5 separate regions of the Homo sapiens genome follow, and regions 2, 3, 4 and 5 are each linked to region 1. The links are chromatin contacts, found by Hi-C or POLR2A ChIA-PET in ENCODE. All regions are on one chromosome and are shown on one strand. Each heading gives the region's core, a stretch centred on a gene start or an enhancer-like site at or near the end of the contact. The rest is flanking DNA. Distances are from core to core; before and after follow the strand shown.

Region 1 (2,716 bases), core at 217-2,716:
GGTGTGGTGGCTCACGCCTGTAACCCCAGCACTTTGGAAGGCTGAGGCAGGCGGATCACGACGTCAAGAGATCGAGACCATCCTGGCCAACATGGTGAAACTCCGTCTCTACTAAAAATACAAAAATTAGCTGGGCCTGGTGGCTCATGCCTGTAGTCCTGCCTACTTGGGAGGCTGAGGCAGGAGAATCGCTTGAACCCACTGTAACCTCCGGGAGGCAGAGGTTACAGTGAGCCAAGATCACACCACTGCACTCCAGCCTGGTGACAGAGTGAGACTCTGTCTCAAAATAAATAAATAAATAAATGTGTTTGTTATAAGTGGCAAGCAGTGTGTTGTTATAAGTTTGTGGTAATATGTTATGCAGCAATACAAAACTAATATAATATCCAGCCCCTCTCATCTCATTTCTGGTTTACAGCCCATCTCTCCTATTTCCTTAGCACCCTGCATTCATCACACTGACTCATTGCTATTGGTTTTCTTGCACTTCCTATCCTGTAAGCCCCTTGAAGACAGGCACTGAACTAAGCATTCCTTGTAGCCCTAGTGCAGATAGCAGGGGTTGGCAGGAGTGTCCTGGGAAATATTTCACAATCCCAGGGTGGGGTTGTGTTCTCCATTCGGGGGCTTCTATAACACCCCAATAATGATGGTGGTTGGTTTTGAATTCTTACTGTGTACCAGGCACTGAGATGAAGCCAGGAATGTGTGTTCTTAACAAGTTTTCTGTGATGATTCTGATCCATAGTCAGGCTTAGGAACCACTAAACCTACATTACCTGAGACATTCTGTAGAAAAAATTGCATCCTTCTCTTAGGATAGCTATACTTGTAACTTCCTTAAACAAAACAGAACAAAACTGTATTGCATACATACAGAAAAATGCACAAATCTTAAGCGTACAATTTGATGAATTTTCCAAAGTGAACACATCTACATGGCTACCACCGAGATGAAGACAGGGGGTGACCCCAGCCTCACTTGTGGCCCCTCCCAGCCCACAGCCCCAGAGGAAACCACCAATTTTAACACCATCACTACTCATGAGTTCTGTCTGTTCTAGAATTTCCCGTAAATGAAATCGCAGTCTGTACTTGTACATCTGCTTAACATTATGTTCGTGCTTTTGACTTGTTAAAATTTCTCTTCTGGATTAAATATGTAAAACGGTGACTAAGGAGGTCGGGCAGAAGGTGGAAGCCTGGGATTCCGAGACGTCCTCTCAGGTGCCATACTTGGATTTCCCGAGAGGTGTAATCACACAGCCCGCCCTCAGCTGACCTATTCTCTGCTTAAGCAGGAAGGGAGATAGGAGGGGAAGGGGGCGTGGCTACAGACGCCGAGTGTGGGGCGGAGTCTTAAGAAGAGAGGCGCAACCCGGGTCCGGCTTCCCGGCGGTAGTTTGCTCGGCTCTGGGGGCGGGGCCAGGCCGAGACTTCCTGTCTGCTCCTGCGGAATCGCAGTTTGACCCCGGAAGTGCGGGCGCTCAGGGAGCTGTCACCGTGGTCGGCGGCGGCGGCGGCGGCGGCGGCACAGAGCCGGTGGTGGAGCCGCCGAGGTGAGTGCGTGGCTGGTCCCTGCCAGATGCAGGGCAAGGGACCCCGGAGGAGCCGCGGCTATGCCTTGGGCAGCCTTGGCTCTCCCATCCTCTGGCCTCCATTGCGGGGCCCACGCTTACGCTACCTGAGGGGTTGTGAGCCGCCTCTCGAGACTTGGCCGCCAGGGTCAGGAGCCACGGGTTCGAAGTTCGGCCCCAGAGTGGCGTTGGACCAGCCACGATCCCCCCACGTCCTCACACCCGGGGCTTCAGTTTCCTCAGGGTTCATTCATTCGTTCAGCAAATATTTGTGGAGTGCTTCCTATGTGCCAGACACAGATCTAGACATTGGGGATACAAAGAAAGCAAGACAGACAAGGCTTCTGCCCTCATGGAGCTTACAGTCTAGTGGGAGGAGATGGTCAACGACAAGCAAATGCACAAGGTCATTAAAGCTATGACAGTAACTGGGAGAGTGGATACTATAGGCAGAGCCATCAGAAGGTCTCTGAGGAGAGTAGTATTTAATTGAGAGACTAGAGGAATGATGACAAAGAGGCTGAGGGAGCAGTAGCCCCGGGGATGCTCCCAGGCCATATTGCAATTGGGTGCTTGTAGGGAGCTCCCCCTCCCTTTCTTAGCTTTTGGCTTTTGCTGTCCTGCCTGGCAGGGGAATACAGTGGTGGGCACAGACATAGTCATGATTATTGTTTGTCCTTTTGGAGCTCAAAGTTCAGATTGTCCAGTTAATTTATTTTTTCCCCCCAAGACGGGGTCTTGCTCTGTCGCCCAGGCTGGAGTGCAGTGGCGTGATCTCGTCCCACTGCAACCTCCGCCTCCCGGGTTCAAGCGATTCTCCTGCCTCAGCCTCCTGAGTAGCTAGGATTACAGGCATGCACCACCACGCCCTGCTAATTTTTTTTTTTTTTTTCGGTAGAGACGGGGTTTCACCTTGCTAGCCAGGATGGTCTCGATCTCCTGGCCTCGTGATCCGCCCGCCTTGGCCTCCCAAAGCGCTGGGATTACAGGCGTGAGCCATCGCGCCCAGCCCTGCCTACTTAATTTGTACCCGTGCTTTAGACAAAAACTCAGGTCTTCCTTGACATCACTTCTTCCTCAAGCCAGGTCTCTCTTTTAAATGCTGCCACAGCTTCATGAGCCTTATCTACATAGCT
Region 2 (2,767 bases), core at 162-2,661, 450 kb after region 1:
CTAAAAATACAAAAATTAGCTGGGCACGGTGGTGCATGCTTGTAATCCCAATTACTTGGGAGGCCCAGGCAGGAGAATCGCTTGAACCTGGGAGGCAGAGGTTGCAGTGAGCCAAAATCACGACACTGCACTCCAGTCCGGGCAACAGAGCGAGACCCTGTCTCAAAACAAACAAACAAAAAAAAACAAATGATCTATCAAGTTTGGAAGAATATTCACCAAAATATTAAAAGTGATTGTCTTAGGTCAGTGGGATTGCAGATGGTTTTTTTCTTTTTTCTTTTTTTTTTTTTTTGAGACGGAGTCTTGCTCTGTCGCCCAGGCTGGAGTGCAGTGGTGTGATGTCGGCTCACTGCAAGCTCTGCCTCCCGGGTTCACGCCATTCTCCTGCCTCAGCCTCCTGAGTAGCTGGGACTACAGGCGCCTGCCACCACACCCGGCTAATATTTTGTGTTTTTAGTAGAGACGGGGTTTCACCATGTTAACCAGGATGGTCTCGATCTCCTGGCCTTGTGATCCGCCCGCCTCGGCCTCCCAAAGTGCTGGGATTACAGGTGTGAGCCACCATGCCCGGCCATTTTTTTTCTTTTTTTGAGACAGGGTCTGGATCTGTCGCCCAGGCTGGAGTGCAGTGCTGCAATTATAGCTCACTGTAACCTCAACCTCCTGGGCTCAAGCTATTCTCCTGCCTCAGGCTCCCGAGTAGCTGGGACTACAGGTATGAGCCACTGTGTCTGGCTCAAGGTCACTCATCTTAAGAATGGAGGGGTCCAAACTAGAGCTGTAAACCTAGTTTGGACAGAGAGAGACCCCTCTGTAATCCCAGCACTTTGGGAAGCCGAGGCGGGAGGATCTCTCGGGTCCATGATTTCGAGACCAGCCTGAGCAATAAAGTGAGACTCTCTCTACAAAAAATAAATAAGTAAATAATAAGTAATTAGCCGGGCGTAGTGCTGCGCACCTGTGGTCCCAGCTGCTTGGGAGGCTGAGGTGAGAGGATCACCTGAGCCTGGGAGGCGGAGGGTGCAGTGAGCCCAGATCTTCGAGCCACTGCACTCTAGCTTGAGCAACAGAGCAAGACCCTATTTCAAACAAACAAACAAAAAATGAGTGACCTTGAGCAAAACCCTGCCCCTCTTAGAACCTCAGATTTGCCGTCTTTACACAGAAGATGGACTTCAAACTCCCTACGACCTTGCCCGGCCCCCTCACGCTGAATTGGCTAGCGGGATGGTTTCCCAAGGGCTCTGCGGGAGACTGCAGCATAGCAGCGCCGCGGCTGCCGAGGGGTTAATACCGTTGGGCTCTTCCCCTTTTCTTGCCCCGCCCCACGGGCACCACCCCCGCCAGGGTTGTACCCTTGACCCCGCCTTCAGGCCTTGCGTCCACCGGAAGTACCCGCGCGCGGGCAGCTCACTTCCGCCCGGCAGGTGACAGCCGCGGGGCTCCGAGCCGCCGGCAGCCCGGACGCACCGGGAGAGCGAGAGGTGGAGGCCGCGGACATTTTGGTGCCAAGCCGAACCGAGCCGGGGCGCCGGGAGCTATTGGGACCTGCGGGTGAGGAAGCGGGGACCCGGGCGAGCCAGGAGAAGAAGTGGGGCGAGGGGTCAGGGGTCCTAGGTGAGGGGTTTGCGGGGTCAGAGGTCATGAAGAGGACGCGGCGCTGCAGGGGCGCGAGCGACGTCCCCAGCCAGAGGAGGAGGAAGGGCTGAGGGTTCGTTCATTCATTCGCGCCCACTTGGCCGCCGGCCTGTTCCTCGGCCGCCCCATACCCGCAGCACCTCCTGGGGCTTCCGCCCGGAGAGACAGGACTTAGGCCCCGAGGAATTCCCCACTGGCCTGAGGGAAAACTCTTCGGGCTCTGATTTCCTCTTTCGGACTCACCTCCATGGCCATCCTGAGGCCTCCTCGTTGTTCAGGGCGTTATCTCTTTGCCAAGGTTGAAAAAGAAGAAAGAAAAAAAAACTAGAAAACGGTCCCGTGCCGCCCGCCTCCGGCTAGGCACTGGCTTGGTCTTGTTTGTTGGAGCCTCTAAGACAAGTTAACTGAATGGAGACACCGGTGATAATGCTGCAAAATAACGAGGGAGATGCTTGCTAGTGGCTATCGAGTCCCTTCTGTGTACCGGGCACTGTGCTAAGCACTTTCCTTACAATGACACATTTAAACTTCACAGCAACCTTTGTGGGGATTAAATATCCCTATTTTATCGATGAGGACCCTGAGGCACAGAGAGGTTAAATCCCACATGTAAGGTCATTCGGGTAGTAGAGGCAAGGCCAGGTTTTCTGCCAGGCTGTCAGAGACCTGCAAAGTACAGAGACAAAGGAAAGACTGGAGTTAAGGTTGGGGTGTAGGGGATATTTAAGACTTTTAGCCAGACATGGTGGCTCACGCCTGTAATCCCAGCACTTTGGGAAGCTGAGGCGGGTGGATCGTGAGGTCAGGAGTTCAAGACCAGCCTGACCAACATGGTGAAACCCTGTCTCCAATAAAAATACAAAAATTAGCCAGACATGGTGGCGTACGCCTGTAATCCCAGCTACTTGGGAGGCTGAGGCAGGAGAATCGCTTGAACCCAGGAGGTGGAGGTTGCAGTGAGCCGAGATCGTGCGACTGCACTCCAGCCTGGGCCACGGAGTGAGACTCCGTCTCAAAAAAAAAAAAAAAAAAAAGATTTTTAGCTGCCGTTGTATTTATTTGGATTTATGTCACGATGTAGCCTTATTGCTTTTTGTCTGATCTTCATAAGGGGCATTCGACTTAC
Region 3 (2,700 bases), core at 198-2,697, 450 kb before region 1:
TTCCCACTCTGTCTGCACCTGCCATTGATGAGATGGGCTCAGCCTTTGAGAAGCTCCTCCTTCCCCTAGTCCTCCAGGGGATAGGCCAGGATGTGGTGGCTACATAGTGTTTCACAGGAATGTGTCAAGCCCGAGAGTCCAGGGAGGAGGCTTAGCTTGGCTTCCATCTGCCTATGGTGGGGGCTCCAGAGCAGGCAGAGGGCCTGCTTAGGCCTGCTGGGTCCCAATCAGGCCTGAGGCCTGCTTTAGTCTACTTGGTTCAAAGCCTCACATCTGAGGCCTCAGGGTGCTCAGGCCAGGCAAGGGTCCCCTGGAGCATTCTCAGCCCTGCATGGAGCCAACATGGACATGCTGATGCCTGCTTAGCCTTGGGGGGGTCTTAGACCTGTGAAGGCCTGATAAGATCTGGGGTGTCTGCCAGTGCCGGGGGCCTCCTTGAACCTGAAGCAAGTTTAGATGTGCACAGGCTAGCTAAGGGCTGCAGGCTTTGGGGCTCAAGTTTCAGGCTTGAGGTCTGAGTACTCACTGAACCTCAGCTGCAAGGGCCTCCCCCACCAAAGTCTGAGCACTGGGCATTACTGGCTCAAGCACTTCCGGGTTTTGTTGGTATCGAGGGACCTCAAGCCTTAGGCCTTGGCCACCTGCAGCCCCCTAACCCAAAGTATGTCGCTCAGGCAGAGGTGGCTAGGATTCTACCTCTGTGTGCCCCTGGTGAGGAGCCTTCTATTTTGAAAGTTGGATGAAAGGAACAAGTGGGGCTACCAGGCCAGGTTTCAATTTGTCAGCCCCCTCGCAAGCGGGGAAGGGTAGGTATCAATCGCAATCCTGTGTTGGCGGCCCTGCCCCCTGCAGCCATGAGAGGCAGGAGAGCGAAAGGCGCCCGGGGGACAGCGCTGCACAGCAGACCTGTGCCTCTCATTGCTCCGGGGATTTGGGGGCAGCGTTCTGGTCCTAGCCGAGCTCCAGTTTGTTTCGTGTCCCTTCTGTCTCAAGGACTTCAATCATGAAACCCACGTGTGTGCCAGAAGGACAGAAACGTCCCCTCCGGGATGCTCCCACCGGCTGCGCAGCTGGCTTTCCGCGGAAAGGGCGGAGCCCAGGGAGGGGGCGCGTCAGGGGCGGGGCCTGGAGGAGTCAGACGGGGTGGGGTCTATCCCCGAGCCAGTACTAAAAAAGGCGGAGCCGTTCGGGGCGGTCTCGGTGGGCTGGCTGGAAAGCGGGATGAGGTTCTGGCGTTAGGAGGAGGCGTGACCACCCAATAGGCTTCTCTTCCCGCGGGGCGTGGCCGTCAAGGAGCCGGACGCCGCGCCTGGCTGGGCGGGTCAGCCTCGCAGCGGGCGGCGTGGACGCGGCAGCGCAGCGGCTCCTTTAAGGCTCGGGCACCACCCCCGCCGCCCCGCCTCCCGTGCGGCCTGGGTCTAGTTGGCGGCGGGGTCGGGTCCGCGCGAGCCGCGATGGAGCTGCACATCCTAGAACACCGGGTGCGGGTGCTGAGCGTCGCCCGTCCCGGTCTCTGGCTCTACACCCACCCGCTCATCAAGCTGCTCTTCCTGCCCCGCCGCAGCCGGTGCGCGCCCGGGTTCGGGAGCGCAGATAGGGGCTGGGGGCTCTGCTCTCGCTCCGGGCCAGGGTCGGAGGATTAGGATCGCCGTAAGGCAGGCAGGCAGGCGGGCGGGAGCGGGTGGGGAGGACTCTCCCCGTCCGGCCGCCATCCGGCCTGGGGGACCGCCGCCTATCCGGCCCCGTGAGGCCCCCTCCCAGGGGCAAAGCGCAAACAGCCTGGGATGGGCAATGCTTAACTCAGTAGTGTCAAATGGGGGCATTCCTACCTGGTCACTGCGGGGAGCTCCTTCCAGGACGCCTCCCTTCATGTCAGAGGGGCTGGACTAGGGGGTCCAAGGTCCGACGCCCCTGGGGCTGTCGCCGCGGGTGTGAACCTCTCCTCCCTCCAGGAGTGGAGGGGTGGAGGGTTCCTGGAGAGGTCGGGAGGCCGGAAAGTAGCCCCCAACCCCCGAGATGGGGCTAACATCCCATTGGCCTGGAAATTAAAGGCCGAGAGGGCAAGAAGGCGCCCGGCCCAGGGTCGCGGGGGTGTCTCGGGGCAGATGGAGAGAAATCCACTCCCGACCCCTAGTTCTCCACACCAAGCTGAAGATGCTCCCCACCCCCAACCAGGTGCAAGTTCTTCAGCCTGACGGAGACCCCTGAGGATTACACGCTTATGGTGGACGAGGAGGGCTTTAAAGGTGGGGGTTGGTCTGGGGAACGGGAGTACGGGAGGGGCTTGTCGTGCTCCCCTTCTGTAGGGTTCTCACCAGTTGCTGGGATCCGTCCCAAGAGCTTAAGCCTTAAAAGCAGATGGGTCGGGGTTCGAATCCTACTCCACCACTCCCTGGCTGTGTGCCCTTGAGCAAATCACTTTCCCTCTCTGAGCTGTTTTCTCTTATGTAAAATGGGTATAGTTATGGTTCTGATACATAGGGTCCCATGAGGCCTTTATAAACTTAAAACCGCTGAGGGGCACTCAGCAGTCTTAGGCCTGCAGAAGGGCCTCTGTTATGATTCCAGTCAAGTGCTGCTGTTAGAAATCCCTGGGTATTATTTCCTCCTGGTCTTACTCTCTGGTTTGGGTCACCTCCTCCCCTGCTGGTCTGGAAACTCCAGGAGTCTGAGGGAAGGAATGCAGGAGCAGGCAGCCAT
Region 4 (2,700 bases), core at 164-2,663, 430 kb before region 1:
TGGCCACAGTGGGCATCGGGAGCAGGCATGGACAGGGGTGCATCCAACCTCCTCCTTTCTGGCTGCCCCAGCTCTCCTTGCTCAGGCGCCCCAGACCCCATGCTCCCTCCAGCTGGAGCAGCTCAGGCCTCCCTGGCAGCCTCCAGGAGTCCCACCCTGACTCCCCAGACTCCTGAGGGCCTCCTCCCACCCGGGCTTCTTAGGGTGCAGGCCAAGGACCCTCCTCTGGGCCTGGGAGATGTGCTGACCAGGCAGGGTCTATAGGCCTGGGCCAGCCTCTTGGCCTCCCTGTCTGCCTTCACCCAGGCCTCAGTTTACCCCACAGTAAAGTAGCAGTTTGACTAGGGAGGCGCTGTTCCCAGGGCCCTTTCGCAGAGGACCAACCTAAGATCGCTATCTTTCAGAGAAAGTGAAACCTGGTCCCCAACTGTCAAGGCGGCAACTCCCCCTCCCCGGCTTCCCCTCTGAGCTCACAGCTTCCCCATCTCCTCCTTCCCCCATCCCGCCCCCTCGACAGCTAATACTTGGAATCAGACCTTCATCTTTGCTTTTTCCTTCAGAGGTCTTTTCCTTTTATGTCCATGCTGGCAGCAACCCTGTGAGGTGGGCTGGGAAAGGCTTTTCTCCTCCTCATTTTATAGTTGTGGGTCTCTGAGGCCCAGAGAGGTTAAGTGACTTGCCTCAGGTCACACAGCACCTCAGCAGGCTTGAACCCTGGCCTCCTGTTTCTCTTGCTCCAAGTGTCCAGTTCTCCCCAGTGGAGCCTGCCTACAAAGACAAGGCCTGGCTTTGGGGAGTGGGCCTGGCAGAGGGTGCACGATGGGGGAAAGGAGACCGTCGGGAGCCGGGCTGGGGGATGCTGGTCCTGGGGCCTGAACCACAATCTCGGGGCTGCCAGCCTGCGTCTGGCTCTGTGCCCAGAGCCCGGTGGTTTCCGCTCACAGATGTCCCAACAGCCCCGGCGAGAGGGCAGGAAGGGCACTCAAGAAGGAAGATGTCTCGCTCCCCTCAGCCCCCAACCACCGTGTCCTGTGAGGCCAATGGCTCCTGGGCCAAGACTGGCCTGGGGCCTCCAGAGGCCCAGCTCGAAGTCCCTCCTGCCCATCCCTGGCCCAGTTCCCTGAAGATGGCATGGACCCTTTTCCTCCCCACTCACCCTAGGAAGGCTGAGGCTGCGGTTTTACATCATCCTTGGGCGTAGGGCTGACCTCGAAGAACGAATTCGAAGAAAACAGGAGGAGGAGCGGGCATACACCGCGCCCTGCGCCCATTGGCCGCCCGTGGAAATTTTGGTTTTTGGGGTCATGTTCCCAGAAGGCCTGCCCTCCCCCCTCCCCATCCCCACCCACCTCATGAGGTGTTGGCCAATCGCCCCAGCGGGCATAAAGTGGCTGCCAGCCTGCAGGGCTCCCAGCCGAGAGGTGTCACCCCCAGCGGGCGCGGGCCGGAGCACGGGCACCCAGCATGGGGGTACTGCTCACACAGAGGACGCTGCTCAGTAAGTACTTCCTTCCTCCCCGCCAGAACCCGCCTGCTGGGTCTGCCCACGGGTGCCGGTGGGGAGCAGAGGCACCCTCTGCCCTCCGGGAACTGGGGAGGCCAGGCGCCAGGCAGAAGGATGCTGAGAAGGGGAGAGAGCCAGGAGGTCAGGCAGAGAGAGTGGTCCACTGAGAACCTGGCATCTCCACAGGTAGAGAAGGGGCATCCCTGGAAGGCTTCCAGGGGGAGGTGATGTCAAGATGTAGAGGCAACTCTGGGAACCAGGGGGTGAGAGAATAGGATGGGCAAAGAGGCTGGGCAGGAGAGGGAGGCTCAGAAGCTGGGCAGGGAAGTGGTGTGAGGTGTGGAGGGGTTGTGGGGCCTCCAGCTTGCCCGGGATGAATAGAAAGTCAGCCAGGCCTGGGGGCCCCAGGGCCCACACAATCACACAGCATGCACAGCCACACCCACATGGCCACATGCGCACACAGCCATATGACGTCATCTACAGCCCTGGATCTCACCAGCCCAGGAACCCCCACATGCAGACCAGAGTCCCCATGGTGAACGGAACAGGTCTCCCTCACGCCGCACACAGACCCAGATGCACAGCCACACAGAAACCCCAGTCCCACGTGCGCTGCCACAGGCACAGGCCCCTGCCAGAGCCCGGCAGCAGATACCTGGGGAGGCGGCGAGGGTGCCGTGGGGTCGCTAAGCCTGGGTGCCTGGCCCCTTGGCCCTCCCCAACAGCCAGTCTTCCCCAAAGGGCCGGATGGTTCTTAGGACGGGAACGATGGTGTCACTGCCTTCCGGGCCATTGCGCCATAGGCCCCTTCCGACCACGTGGCTGCCGGTGCCCCGTTGGGGGTGGTGGTGAGCGGTAACTGTACCCGCCCCCAACACCTTCTGACAGGCTCACAGCATCCCTGGTGGGCCTGACAGAAGGAGCCACTTATGGAGAGAGGAGGGAGGCAAGAGAGGTCAGGGGAGAGCCCTGGCCTTGTGTGACCTGAGTAGGACCTTCTCCTGAGACTTGGTTTACCTGTCAGGAAAGTGGGGACATGGACTGGAAGGTCTTCCACATCTGTTCCAGGCTGCACCTCTGGTTGAAAAGGCAGCCTCTCCTGGTTCTAGACAGAGCTGAGGACACAAGCTGCTCCCGGGCTGCCTGCCCTGAAGCCCTCTCAGGCCCATCTACCTGGATGGCCAGAGCAGCTG
Region 5 (2,700 bases), core at 56-2,555, 470 kb before region 1:
GATGTTTTCTAAGATCCTGACTGAGTTAATTGAAGGATATGTGACTCTTCTGATTTAACAACAAAAAAAATAGATAGCCTGCAATGTTTCAGGAGTATATCCTGTGCCTAGAGACATCTACCTGCAGTTAGAGAGCATGTGGTACGCTGAGTGCTGGGTACAGCCAGACCTCCAGTGTCTTCCTTCTCACCATCTCCAGGTAGATTAAACTCCTCTGCTGTTAAAGGAAAAGCCATTCAGATGGCCATATTGCCTTAAAATTTTCCTAATTTAGGATTTAAAAAATCAAAACAGATCTTTCAATTGACATGCACAGTTAAAGTAGTAGTGGGTTTTTTGTTTGTTTCTGAGAAGATCTTGCCAAATCAATGGTGTAGCTTAAAATCAGTGGTGTCTTAGAATCCAGGAAATATGGTAGTTTGTTTTGTACTCTTCTGAAGTTCCGGTTTGAGGTTTGACATTGGGGGTTTGAAACTGCCAAAGCTGTTATCTGGCATCAGTTAAAAGAACTCTGAATTTAACATGTTCCTCTGTGTATCTGCAGTTGGGAGAATGGGCATCTTTGAGTCCCTGCAGTTAGATTTTATCAATAAAGCCAGACTGAGGGTTGAGGTATCAGATAGACATATTTAATCACCTGTGAGTTCTTTGGAAACTGGTAATCTCAAGTGAAAACCTTGCCCTCTGTAAGCCTCAGTTTCTTCATCTGTGCAGTGGGGATATTGGATTAGCCATTATCTACATCCATAACTGCCAGAACTTCCTGTTGACTCAGTTTGGGCACCCTTCTGACTGGTTAACTAGAAGGCTGTTCCTCTGACTTGTTGCATAAGCAGTGCATTATAGGTGGTGGAAGGTATCATGGCCTGGGAGGTGTGGGCCCTTAGTTTCTGCTCCTGGGATGTTTGGGGGTTGCCCGGAGATACATATCCCTTTGTAAATTACCTGACCTTTTGTAAAGGCGTGGTCCTTGCTTTGCTTTTATCAGGAAAGGCAAAGAAAGGAGTAACTCATGCCCTAGTTCTGCCTTTAGGTGGTGAGAGGGGCAGCAGTTCAAGGTGGGGTGCCTTGTATCAGTGCGTTGAGGGGGCCTCCTTTGCCTGGGCTGTAGTCCTTCCTCAGACGTTCAGTTCCAAGGCTACTCTCAGGCCTGGGCACTTCCCCAGATAAAATGCACTGAAGAAGACCTTCCCTTTTGTGTCTTAGAGGCCTCAGCTCTGCCAGGGCCCCTCCCTCTGCTCTTCCAACCAGTAAAAGTCACAGTAGCACATTTCCTTCCGGCAGAGAGAGGATCAGAGACTCAGGCCTGGGCCAAGCCCCAGCCCCACTGTGTCCTGTTCCTGAGAACCTCCTCTGAGCTGCCTCCGACTCTGTGCTCCTTTCTGAGAGGTCAGGCAGCACTGTGTGCTGGCTCTTGGCTGGGACCTGACTTGTATTTGAGTCTGGGTTTTTCCACTGATTGAACGCTAAGCAAGATACCTTTCCTGAGTATCTTACCTCTCTAAGCCTGTTTCCTTGTCTGTCATTAATACCTTATTCTGTTAAGAAAGCAGAAAAAAGCACCTTGGTGCTGAGGTGTTTTCCCCACATTCAGTGCCCACCAGAATATCAACTCCATGAGGGTCAAGACTTTGTTTTAATCATGGGACGGCATCCCCATAACCCATCCAGAGGCCCTCGCCCTAGAACACTGCAACACAGTTGTGCTAGCTGCCCAGTCAGTAGATCTACAGATAGAAGAAGTGGTATTTGATGGGGCTTTGAAGTGTGTGTAGGATTTTGATGGGTGGAGACGATTTGGGAAGCATTCCAGCAAAGTTACTGGCATGAATAAAGGCTGAGAGGGAAAGGGCCAGGGCATAATTGGGGAAACTCTGAGTAATGAGTTTGGCTCAAGTAAAGAGGTGAGCATATTATTTCTGTACTCGTTTGACTAGTTTTTGTGTTCAACTCTGCACCTTGTACACCGGCCCTCTGAAGAGGCTTATTGACTAAGGCAGACCCAGGACAGGAATGCTTTGCTTTGCTGCACAGATGCAGACACTCACTCAGCCTCTGCCTCAGAGAGGTACCATGGGTCCTGGCCACATTAGGGAAGTAGGCACTTGAACCACCTGCTGTCTCTCTAGCTTATGCCTTGAGGCGGTGGATGGGGAGGTGGCGTGTTCCCTCTCATCTGCAATAGGATGGTCCGAGGTAGCAGTCCTGAAGGGAACAGCAGGGATGGTAGGCAGGAAGAATGGAGGTCTGACCAGGCTGGCGGCTGGGAATGAAGCCAGGGCCTTTGCTTCCCTTGGCACCTCTCACAGGCCCTGCCCTCTGCTCCACAGGCTGGAGGAAGTACCCCTGGAGGTGCTGAGGCAGAGGGAGTCCAAGTGGCTGGACATGCTCAACAACTGGGACAAATGGATGGCCAAGAAGCACAAAAAGGTGAGGGGCCTGGCCTCAGGTATTGGGCTGGGAGTTGGCAGCTTGGGGAGGAGGAGGAAGAGGGAGGAACTTCATCAGCTTAGGAAAGCAGAGGCTTCTATAACTGCCAGATGCCTTAGGTGTCCTCCAACTGCCAGTGCAGGACAGAAGCTGGCTTGAAGGCAGGGGGAAGGTTGGGCCCTAACACAATGACTTCAGATTCATGCAGAACATTGTCCTGGAGCTAAACCTCAAAGCCACTCTTAGCCAACAGCCATAACACAGCTTTCT

The links. Hi-C counts contacts between places; a loop is a spot of excess contacts on that map. ChIA-PET counts read pairs that join two places held with the same protein, here RNA polymerase II (POLR2A). Pooled maps may share reads with other maps.
Region 2: a loop to region 1 is called in a map of CD8-positive, alpha-beta T cell, with 26 times the contacts of the local background. The contact joins the promoter of AP1B1 here to the promoter of ASCC2 in region 1. A Hi-C loop is called at or near these places in 2 of 168 maps with a recorded cell type or tissue (CD4-positive, alpha-beta T cell and CD8-positive, alpha-beta T cell), 4 of 37 single-sample maps with no recorded cell type and 11 of 50 pooled maps.
Region 3: a loop to region 1 is called in a map with no recorded cell type, with 9 times the contacts of the local background. The contact joins the promoter of CASTOR1 here to the promoter of ASCC2 in region 1. A Hi-C loop is called at or near these places in 1 of 37 single-sample maps with no recorded cell type and 5 of 50 pooled maps. POLR2A ChIA-PET finds 5 or more read pairs at or near these places in 1 of 52 experiments (AG04450).
Region 4: a loop to region 1 is called in a pooled map, with 18 times the contacts of the local background. The contact joins the promoter of OSM here to the promoter of ASCC2 in region 1. A Hi-C loop is called at or near these places in 4 of 37 single-sample maps with no recorded cell type and 9 of 50 pooled maps. POLR2A ChIA-PET finds 5 or more read pairs at or near these places in 1 of 52 experiments (WTC11).
Region 5: a loop to region 1 is called in a pooled map, with 4 times the contacts of the local background. The contact joins the enhancer-like site here to the promoter of ASCC2 in region 1. A Hi-C loop is called at or near these places in 3 of 50 pooled maps. POLR2A ChIA-PET finds 5 or more read pairs at or near these places in 2 of 52 experiments (AG04450 and CD4-positive, alpha-beta T cell).

The regions. Positions count from the first base shown.
Region 1 is chr22:29,837,024-29,839,739 of GRCh38, reverse strand. ASCC2 (activating signal cointegrator 1 complex subunit 2) reads left to right here and starts at 1,466. Exons shown (of 20, transcript NM_032204.5): 1 at 1,466-1,562. RefSeq lists an enhancer at 1,134-1,193.
Region 2 is chr22:29,387,214-29,389,980 of GRCh38, reverse strand. AP1B1 (adaptor related protein complex 1 subunit beta 1) reads left to right here and starts at 1,411. Exons shown (of 23, transcript NM_001127.4): 1 at 1,411-1,557. It also overlaps a transcript of RFPL1 not described here.
Region 3 is chr22:30,288,252-30,290,951 of GRCh38, reverse strand. It overlaps CASTOR1 (cytosolic arginine sensor for mTORC1 subunit 1), which reads left to right and starts at 1,447. Exons shown (of 9, transcript NM_001037666.3): 1 at 1,447-1,567; 2 at 2,176-2,246. The coding sequence starts at 1,455. RefSeq lists an enhancer at 130-189 and silencers at 1,070-1,509, 1,710-1,789.
Region 4 is chr22:30,265,564-30,268,263 of GRCh38, reverse strand. It overlaps OSM (oncostatin M), which reads left to right and starts at 1,413. Exons shown (of 3, transcript NM_020530.6): 1 at 1,413-1,498. The coding sequence starts at 1,465. RefSeq lists enhancers at 2,010-2,109, 2,170-2,249.
Region 5 is chr22:30,304,261-30,306,960 of GRCh38, reverse strand. TBC1D10A (TBC1 domain family member 10A) reads left to right here. Exons shown (of 9, transcript NM_031937.3): 2 at 2,331-2,430. Among named protein-coding and RNA genes, the nearest start is that of CASTOR1, 16 kb to the right of the region's middle. RefSeq lists an enhancer at 1,786-2,285. Within about 2 kb of position 1,305, at least 36 of the 41 ENCODE cell types and tissues checked have a DNase peak (open chromatin) inside an H3K27ac peak, as active enhancers do; they include CD4-positive, alpha-beta T cell, where a contact is called at or near this core.